Regions from separate parts of the Homo sapiens genome. Here region 2 is linked to region 1. The links are chromatin contacts, found by Hi-C or POLR2A ChIA-PET in ENCODE. All regions are on one chromosome and are shown on one strand. Each heading gives the region's core, a stretch centred on a gene start or an enhancer-like site at or near the end of the contact. The rest is flanking DNA. Distances are from core to core; before and after follow the strand shown. Region 1 has its middle 120 kb from the start of YJU2B. Region 2 holds the start of C19orf53 (chromosome 19 open reading frame 53).

What was found. A loop is a pair of places that touch in the nucleus more often than their neighbours do. ChIA-PET counts read pairs that join two places held with the same protein, here RNA polymerase II (POLR2A). Pooled maps may share reads with other maps.
Region 2: POLR2A ChIA-PET joins it to region 1 with 10 read pairs in B cell. The contact joins the promoter of C19orf53 here to the enhancer-like site in region 1. A Hi-C loop is called at or near these places in 5 of 50 pooled maps. POLR2A ChIA-PET finds 5 or more read pairs at or near these places in 4 of 52 experiments (B cell, H1, HEK293 and 1 more).

What each region holds. Positions count from the first base shown.
Region 1 is chr19:13,630,231-13,635,044 of GRCh38, forward strand. No RefSeq gene overlaps it. Among named protein-coding and RNA genes, the nearest start is that of YJU2B, 120 kb to the right of the region's middle. Within about 2 kb of position 2,986, at least 3 of the 41 ENCODE cell types and tissues checked have a DNase peak (open chromatin) inside an H3K27ac peak, as active enhancers do.
Region 2 is chr19:13,771,913-13,776,547 of GRCh38, forward strand. It overlaps C19orf53 (chromosome 19 open reading frame 53), which reads left to right and starts at 2,544. Exons shown (of 3, transcript NM_014047.3): 1 at 2,544-2,662; 2 at 2,740-2,795. The coding sequence starts at 2,566. MRI1 (methylthioribose-1-phosphate isomerase 1) reads left to right here. Exons shown (of 6, transcript NM_001031727.4): 6 at 209-2,370. The coding sequence ends at 369. RefSeq lists enhancers at 2,235-2,304, 2,375-2,574, 2,551-3,080, 3,081-3,609.

The DNA of each region.
Region 1 (4,814 bases), core at 1,736-4,235:
ACCCAGCTGAGCCCCAGCCAGATCAGCCAAACCCAGCTGGTACACATGTGCATGGGGAATAAATGACTATTGCTTTAAGCCACTAAGTTTTGGGGTCATGTATGATGCAGCTGTGATGGTTAATTTGGGGTCAGCTTGACTGGGTTAAGAGATACCCAGATAGCTAGTTACACCTTATTTCTGGATGTGTCTGTGTTTTTAGAAGAGATTCGTGTTTGAATCTGTAGACTGAGTAAAGAAGATTCAGCCTCCTCGATGCAGTGAGTATCTTCCAATCCACTGAGGGCAAGGATAGAACAAAAAAGCAGAAGAAGGGGAGATATCTCCATTTCGTGCCTCAGCCTCCTGAGTAGCTGGAATTACAGGCTAGGGCCACCATGCCCGGCTCGTTATTTTTTGTATTTTTAGTAGAGGCGGGGTTTTACCATGTTCGTTCATGCCTATAATCCCAGCACTTGGGAGGTCAGGAGCTAGAGACCAGCCTGGCCAACACGGTGAAACCCCATCTCTAATAAAAGCACAAAAAATTAGCCAAGTGCGGTGGCACACGCCTGTAATCCAGCTACTTGGGAGGCTGAGGCTGGAGAATTGCTTGAACCCGGGAGGCAGAGGTTGCAGTGAGCTGAGATTGCCCCACTGCACTCCAGCCTAGGTGACAGAGGGAGACCCTGTCTAAAAAAAAAAAAAAAAAAAAAAAAAAAAAAAGGAACTTCTGTCCAGTAGCCAAAGTCTGGGCACCTTCTCTATGATTCCAATTGGTTTTTCAACTCTGCCTTCAAAAAAAAAAAAAAAAAAAAAAAAAAAAAAAAAGGCCAGGCACAGTGGCTCATGCCTGTAATCCCAGCACTTTGGGAGGCCAAGGTGGGTGGATCACGAGGTCAGGAGATGGAGACCATCCTGGGTAACATGGTGAAACCCCGTCTCTACTAAAAATACAAAAAATTAGCCGGGTGTGGTGGCACACACCTGTAATCCAGCTACTCGGAAGGCCGAGGTAGGAGAATCACTTGAACCCAGGAGGCAGAGGTTTTAGTGAGCCGAGTTTGCGCCACTGCACTCCAGGTGGGCTACAGAGCGAGACTCTGTCTCAAAAAAAAAAAAAAAAAAAAAAAAAAGCCAGGCGCGGTGGCTTACGCCTGTAATCCCAGCACTTTGGGAGGCTGAGGCGGGCGGATCACGAGATCGGGAGATTGAGACCATCCTGGCTAACACAGTGAAACCCCGTCTCTACTAAAAACTACAAAAAATTAGCCGGGTGTGGTGGTGGGCACCTGTAGTCCCAGCTACTTGGGAGGCTGAGGCAGGAGAATGGTGTGAGCCCGGAAGGCGGAGCTTGCAGTGAGCCAAGATCATGCCACTGCACTCTAGCCTGGGCAACAGAGCAAGACTCCATCTCAAAAAAAAGAAAGAAAAGAAAAGAAAGAAAAGATGCTGGAAGCAAAACCATTTAGAAAGCAATGTCATGTGTTGATCCAGTTAGAAAACTGGGAGGGCCTTGGTCAGCCAGTCCAGGAACGAGGCAGAGAATACTACCTCACTTACCTCCAAGGGCCCATGCAAAAAACAGAGGGCACATTCAAACTGGGTAATCTGAGAAGCATTTAATAAAATATATTTACAGCAAAGGCTGGATCGGTTGGATAATGCAACAGCAACTACAGGAAGCTGTTACCACCCACACCTGAAGGGGTGAAGAAGAGAAGGTTCTAGGCTCCACAGACACAGGGAGAATTGTGCAGAAAAGGCAGCCTGAAAGAGGGACGCACACAACCCATAGCAACCTGAAACAGAGGAAGCCAAGGAAATAAATTTAAATTCCCTTAACTGGCCGGGCGCGGTGGCTCATGCCTATAATCCCAACACTTTGGGAGATCGAGGTGTGTGGATCTCTTTAGGTCAGGAGCTTGAGACCAGCCTGGCCACCATGGTGAAACTCTGTCTCTACAAAAAATACAAAAATTATCCGGGTGTGGTGTCAGGTGCCTGTAATCCCAGCTACTCGGGAAGCTGAGGCAGGGAGAATCACTTGAACCCAGGAGGTGGAGGTTGCGGTGAGCTGAGATCACGCCACTGCACTCCAGTCTGGTTGACAAAGTGAGACGACTACGTCTCAAATAAATAAATAAATAAATAAATAATAAATAAATAAGATAAATTCCCTCAACCTCACCCTTCTCCCACTTTTTTTTTTTTTTCTGCTCTGTCACCCAGGCTGGAGTGCAGTGACAGGATCATAGCTCACTGCAGCCTCGACCTCCTGGGCTCAAGTAATCCTCCTGCCTCAGCCTCCCAAGTAACTGGCACTACAAGTATGTGCCACCATACTCAGCTAATTCTTCCTTCCTTCCTCCCTCCCTCCCTTCCCTCTCTCTCTCCTTCCTTCCTTTTTTTTTTTTTCTCTTTCTTTTCTTTTTCTTTCTTTGGAGAGATGGAGTCTCCCTATGCTGCCCAGGCTGGTCACAAATTCCCGGCCTCAAGCAATGCTCCCCGCTCAGCCTCCCAAAGTGCTGGGATTACAGGCATGAGCCATCGCACCTTCTCTCACTTTTCATCTGTGAGTAACTCCCATTGGCTGAGCCAACCAAAAGCCAGTGGGCAACAGAGCCCAATGATGTTGTCTTTTGGGGTCAGCCTCAGGAACAGAAGAGGGTAGAAGGTGAGGAAGAGTAGAGCTGGAAGGAAAAATGGACTTTACCCACTTTCTCTTAACCAGTTCTCAGCTGACAAAGCATCTTCAGCACTTTCTGCATCCCTGCAATTCAGGTCATCTTTCTCAGCAGCCTGCTTGGCTGATCTGATTCCTTTTTCCTTCTCTGGCTACCAAAGGAAACAGATACAAAAGGGAAAATTGATTTTCCAGGGAAGCCTCCAGTAAGCCTCAAGGACAATCCCATTTATGCATTTATGTTCCTCGTGACATCTGGTTTTGAGCCAGTCCCGCTGTGGGTGGAGTGCTGTTACTATACTGTTTATGTTCTGATCGTATTTCTCTTGGCCCAGAGAGCAGGCAGCTGGCCAAACATATAATGCCCTCCATGGGGGCAGAGGTCTCTCTCTGAGCCCAACAGCTGAGCCCCGCACACAGAGCGCTACTGGGAAATTTGACACCATCTACCATCAGCAGAATGAATGCCTTTGCCATTGGCCCAGGCAAGAAAATCGTTGCTTGCATATCCTGGGCAAAGTCTAGTTATGCATTAACAGTGACAGAAGGACAATTAGGATGCAGGAAACCAAGAAATAATATGTGAGATAAAGTGTACACTCTCCTTGCCTGTGTGAGCCAATTGTTTAAACTGCAAGAAGACACACAGGCTCTGAAATCGAATCCTTCTGTGCTCAGACCCCAACTTTATCACTTCCTGGTGCCATGGTCTCTCTTCCTTTCCTTCCTTCCTTCCTTCTTTCCTTCCTTCCTTCCTCTCTGTCTCTCTCTCTCTTTTCCTTCCTTCCTTCCTCTGTCTCTCTCTTTTCCTTCCTTCTTTTCTTCCTTCCTCTGTCTCTCTTTTCCTTCTTTCTTTCCTTCTTTCCTTCCTTCCTTCCTCTCTTTCTCTCTTTTCCTTCCTTCCTTCCTCTGTCTCTCTCTCTTTTCCTTCCTCCATTCCTTCTTTCCTTCCTTCCTTCCTCTCTCTTTTTCCTTCCTTCTTCTGTCTCTTTTCCTTCCTTCTTTCCTTCCTTCCTCTCTCTCTTTTCCTTCCTTCCTTCCTCTGTCTCTCTCTCTTCTCCTTCCTTCCTTCTTCTGTCTCTCTCTTTTCCTTCCTTCCTTCCTTCGCGCGCGCGCGTGTGTGTGTGTGTGTGTGTCCACTGCCTATGTTCAAAATTCTCCTCCTTCTATGAGGATACCAGTCATATTGGATTAGGGATTGCCAGGGTTTGAATGCATGTGTGCACCCAAATTGAAATGTTGGACCCTAAGACCCATGCAATAGTGTTAAGCAGTGGGGCCTTTAGAGGTGATTAAGTCCGGAGGACTCTGCCCCTCTGAATGGGATTAGTACCTTAAAAAAGGGCCTGAGGGAACTAGCTAGGGCCTTTGGCCCATCTGTTCTTTTTTTTTTTTTTTTTTTTTTTTTTTTTTTTTTTTTTTGAGACGGAGTCTCCCTCTGTTGCCAGGCTAGAGTGCTGTGGCGTGATCTTGGCTCACGGCAACCTCCAACTCTCTGGTTCAAGGGATTCTCCTGTCTCCACCTCCCGAGTAGCTGGGATTACAGGCATGCGCCACCATGCTTGGCTAATTTTTGTATTTTTAGTAGAGATGGGGTGTCACTATGTTGGTCAGGATCGTCTCGATATCCTGACCTCGTGATCCGCCCGCCTCGGCCTCCCAAAGTGCTGGGATTACAGGCGTGAGCCACCATGCCCGGCTGCCCATCTGTTCTTTAAAAAAAAAAAACAAAACAAAACTTTTTTTGAGACAGGGTATTGCTATGTTGTCCGGGCTGGTCTTGAACTCCTGGGCTCAAGTGATCCTCCTGCCTCTGCCTCCCAAAGTGCTGGCATTAAAGGCACGAGCCACCATGCCTGGCTGCCCTTTTGTTCTTCTGCCACGTAAAAACACAACAACAAGATACCATCTCGAAGGCGGAGGACAAGCCCTCACCAGACACTGAATCTGCTGGTGCCTTGATCTTGGACTTCCCAGCCTCTAGGACCATAAGCAATAAATATCTGTTGTTTACAAATTACCCATTCTCTGGTATTTTGTTATAGCAGCAGGAACGAACTAAGACTAGGCCCACCCCAGTGACCTCATCTTAATGAATTATGTCTCTAATGACCCAAGTTCCAAATAAAGTCACATTCTAGGGTACTAG
Region 2 (4,635 bases), core at 1,294-3,793, 140 kb after region 1:
GGGGACTGACATTCTAGGGGCAGTGGCGAGTCTAAACTTACTATTGAGTACAATGTCCATGCCTGCATGTACTTTTGGGGTGAGAATCCTCAGGTTCTCAAGGACTCCCCAACTCCAAGAACCACTGTGGTAGAAACAGATGACTACAACCTGAGAACTTTCACAGAAGCAAATTCTTGCCTCCTTGCCTCCCCTCTCTCCCCTGCAGGGATTGGAGTTTGGAATCCTGCCTTCGATGTCACCCCCCACGACCTCATCACTGGTGGCATCATCACAGAACTGGGGGTCTTTGCCCCTGAGGAGCTCCGGACAGCCCTAACCACCACCATCTCTTCCAGGGATGGAACCCTAGATGGACCCCAGATGTAACCAACTCAGCTCTCCCTAGCCTGCCTCTCTAGGTTTTTCAATACATTTCTTGAATGGCTACCCAAAAGCTGACCGTCCAGCCCCTGACCACACTTGTTCCTAGTGCAGGGAGCTCAGACAGGGCCTTCCATCTAGAGCCCAGCACCTAGAGCCAGGCTGCCCAGATTCAAATCCTGACTCCGCCACTTTTCCCACTGTATGATCTTGGGCAAGTCACTTCACCTCTCTGTGCCTTGGTTTCCTCATTTATAAAATGTGGATAACAGGCCGGGCGCAGTGGCTCACACCTGTAATCCCAGCACTTTGGGAGGCCGAGGCAGGTGGATCACAAGATCAGGAGATTGAGACCATCCTGGCTAACATGGTGAAACCCCATCTCTACTAAAAATACAAAAAATTAGCCGGGTGTGGTGGTGGGCACCTGCAGTCCCAGCTACTTGGGAGGCTGAGGCAGGAGAATGGCGTGAAACTGGGAGGCAGAGCTTGCAGTGAGCCGAGATAGCGCCACTGCACTCCAGCCTGGGCAACAGAGCGAGACTCCGTCTCAAAAATAAATATAATTAATTAATTATTTAATTAAAAAAATAAAAAATAAATGTGGATAATACTAGTACCTCCCTCTTAAGGTCAGGGCTGGAGCTAGGGTGACATCTCCAGGGCAGAATTTTAAGAGGACACCAAAAAAGCTCAGCAACCAAGATAAAAAATATTTTAAAGCAATATTTTGTTTTGGGTTTTTTTTTTTTGAGATCAAGTATCACTCGTTACCCAGGCTGGAATGTAGAGGCGAGATCTCAGCTCACTGAAACCTGTGCCTCCCCGGTTCAAGCGATTCTCCTGCCACAGCCTCCTGAGTAGCTGGGATTACAGGCATGCGCCACCATGCCCAGCTAATTTTTCTATTTTTAGTAGAGACATGATTTCACCATGTTGGCCAGGCTGGTCTCGAACTCCTGACTCAAATGATCCCCCTGCCTCAGCCTCCCAAAGTGCTGGGACTACAGGCATGAGCCACTGTGCCTGACCTTACAGCAGTATTTTTTAAAAATCAAAATTAATGCAAAAATCCATGATGAGGCCAGGCTTGGTGGCTCATGCCTGTAATTCCAGCACTTTGGGAGGATCCCTTGAGCCCAGGTGTTTGAGACCAGTTTGGGTAACATAGGAAGAGCTTGTCTCTACAAACAAAAATTTAAAAACAATGAGCTGGGCATGGAACTCACACCTCTAGCCCCAGCTACTCAGGCTGAAGTGGGAGGATGGCTTGAGCCCAGGAGTTCAAGGATGCAGTGTGCTTTGATTGCACTACTGCACTTCACCCTAAGCAACAGAGTGAGACCCCATCTCTTTAAAAAAAAAAAAAAATCCATGATGAACAAAACAAGTATTTGTTTGAGACGGGGTCTCGCTCTGTCGCCCAGGCTGGAGTACAGTGGTGCCATCTCAGCTCACTGCAACCTCCGCCTTCTGGGTTCAAGCGACTCTCCTGCCTCAGCCTCCCGAGTAGCTGGGATTACAGGAGCCTGGCACTATGCCTGGCTAATTTTTGTATTTTTATTGGAGACACCATGTTAGTCGTGGCTGGTCTCCAACTCCTGACCTCGGGTGATCCGCGCCCCGCGGCCTCCGAAAGTGCTGGGATTACAAGCGTGAGCCACCGTGCCCGGCCTAAATAAAATTTTGAAGAGGCTAGAACCCCGCACTTGTGCCTTGAGCTTACTGACCTCAACACCCTGGTTCCACTAAAACTTTATTTACAAAATTATGCTGCCGGTCTGCAGGATGTAGTTTAACAATTTGATTATTTTGGATATTAAAATATTTTTTAAGTCTTGAAAATATTGTTTACTATTACCAAAGTTTTTGAACCTTCTTAAATTCTGTACCAGAGGTGAGTGCCACACCCTAACCTAGTCTGAGTTTTTATGTGTAAAGATCATAAAACGTTGTAAGTTTTCTAAAACACATAAGCTCTCAATAAACGTTAGCTTATCATTGTCACCGTTTTGTTCGTAATGTTTGAAAACTCCAACTGTGATCCACTACACTACCCTTGTGGGATGCTGTCTCTTTAACTCTGTGCCACGTTGTATCCCGTGAGTTCTTGCGTTTTTCCGCCCCGCTGTATCCCATGGTTCCCTGTGCCTTCCGGCTACGACTGCTCACAGTCCCGCCTCTTCCGCTGCGTGCCGGACCATGGCGCAGGGGCAGCGCAAGTTTCAGGCGCACAAACCCGCAAAGAGTAAGACGGCAGCGGCAGCCTCTGAAAAGAATCGGGGCCCAAGAAAAGGCGGTAAGGAGCGGCCCGGGGACTTGGGGGCGAGGTGGACCCCCGGCTTCCCGGCCTCACGTGAGCACATCTTTCCCCAGGTCGTGTTATCGCTCCCAAGAAGGCGCGCGTCGTGCAGCAGCAAAAGCTCAAGAAGGTGTGCGGGGGCGAGAGATGGAGCCCGGAGGGCGGCGAGTAGCGAGGGGTGGAACCCGGAGGACGGCGAGGGGGGATGGGTGGAGCCCGGGGATCAGTGAGGGGAGAGGGTGGATCCTGGGGACGAGCTAGGAGCGAGGGGATAGAGCCAGGGGCCGCGTTAGGAGCGAAGGATGGAGCCCGGGGCGCAGAGAGGGGTAAGAGGTGGAAGCTGGCGAGGGATAGGGGCTGGGGGACGTGCTAGGGACGAGAGATGAAATCTGGAGGCCGGCGAGGGAAGGAGCACAGGGATCGGCAAAGGGCAAGGGATGAGGCCTGGAGGACTCCCAGCTCTGTGGGCCTCCCTTTTCTTCCTTGTGCAAGGGGTGCAGGAACACCACTTACCACTTCAAAAGGGCCTCGTAGAAGCAAGACCTGCGGCCCAAAAAGGGTTCCAATAACGTCAGCCTCTTGCTGTTACTGTTTTCTTTAATTGAACTCAGGAAGACAGCGAGGTGACATGGGAAGGGAATTGAAAGCCCAGCTTTGTAAACCTAGAACAGCAGAGGGCTCAAAGAAGTGTGAGGGTGCGTTGGTTATCGTCATTTTTTTTTGAGTCAGGGTCTCACTGTTGCCCAGGCTGGAGTGCAGTGGCCCCATTATAGCTCACTGCAGCCTCAGCCTCCTGGACTTAGGCAATCTTTCCGTCTCAGCCTCTCGAGTAGGTAGAATTGCAGGTGCTCGCCAATACGCGGCTAATTTTATTTTTTTTGTATTTTTGGTAGAGACAGGTTTCACTATGCTGCTCGGGCTGGTCTTGAACTCCTGGCCTCAAGGCATCCTCCCGCCTCTGCCTCCCAAAATGCTGGGATTACAGGCGTGAGCCACCCTATGGTTGTTTTTAAGTGCAACATTTATATGTAGATGGGTAAGGTTGAGCTTGTAAAGAAGTTGGAAGGAGATTTAAAACTGGTTTTGGTGGGAGTCAAACCTGGGTTTGAATTGTACTCCACAGTAAACAGCCCTGTGATCTTGAGCAAATTGTTTCGTCACCCCAGAGTGTCGGTTTTCTCAGAACTGGGTACCCACTGGCCCGCTTACCTCCGTGGAGTGGGGAATCTCATGGTCACCTTGCACTCAGCATGTCCAAAACCAAATTCCTGATCCTCCCTTCCCATTCTGCCCTCCTCCCCCTGTGATCACTTCCTTCCAGATGCCATAGGTCATCCTTGAATCCCTCCTTTCTCTCACATCCCGGTCTCATCCCATTTGTTTTGTTTTGTTTTTTTGAGATGGAGTCTCGCTCTGTCGCCCAGGCTGGAGTGCAGTTGAGTGATCTTGGCTTAGGTGCAACCTCTGCCTCCTGGGTTCAAGCGATTTTCCTCCCTCAGCCTCCCGAGTAACTGGGATTACAGGCCTGCACCACCACACCGGGCTAATTTTTTTTTTTTTTTTTTTTTTTTTTTGTAATTTTAGTAGAGATGGGGTTTCACTATGTTGGCCAGGCTGGTCTCGAACTCCTGACCTCATGATCTACCCGCCTCGGCCTCCCAAAGTGCTGGGATTACAGGCATGAGCCACTGTGCTCGCCCCTATTTTGCCCTTAGAATCAATCCAGAATCCACCCGCCTCCCATCTTCTTGGCCCCTACCTGGTCCCACCCACATCATTTCCCACCGGGACCAGTGCAGCCACCTTCTCCCTTGTCTCCTGGATCCCACCTGGTCCTCTCACAGAAGCCAGAGGGTGCCCATGAGCACCTGAGTCGGTTCCCTCCCTCCTTGGCTCAGAATCCTCCATGGCTTCCACCTCACCCAGGAAAAAGGTCCAGTCCTCACTCAGCCACAAGGCCCTGTAGAATC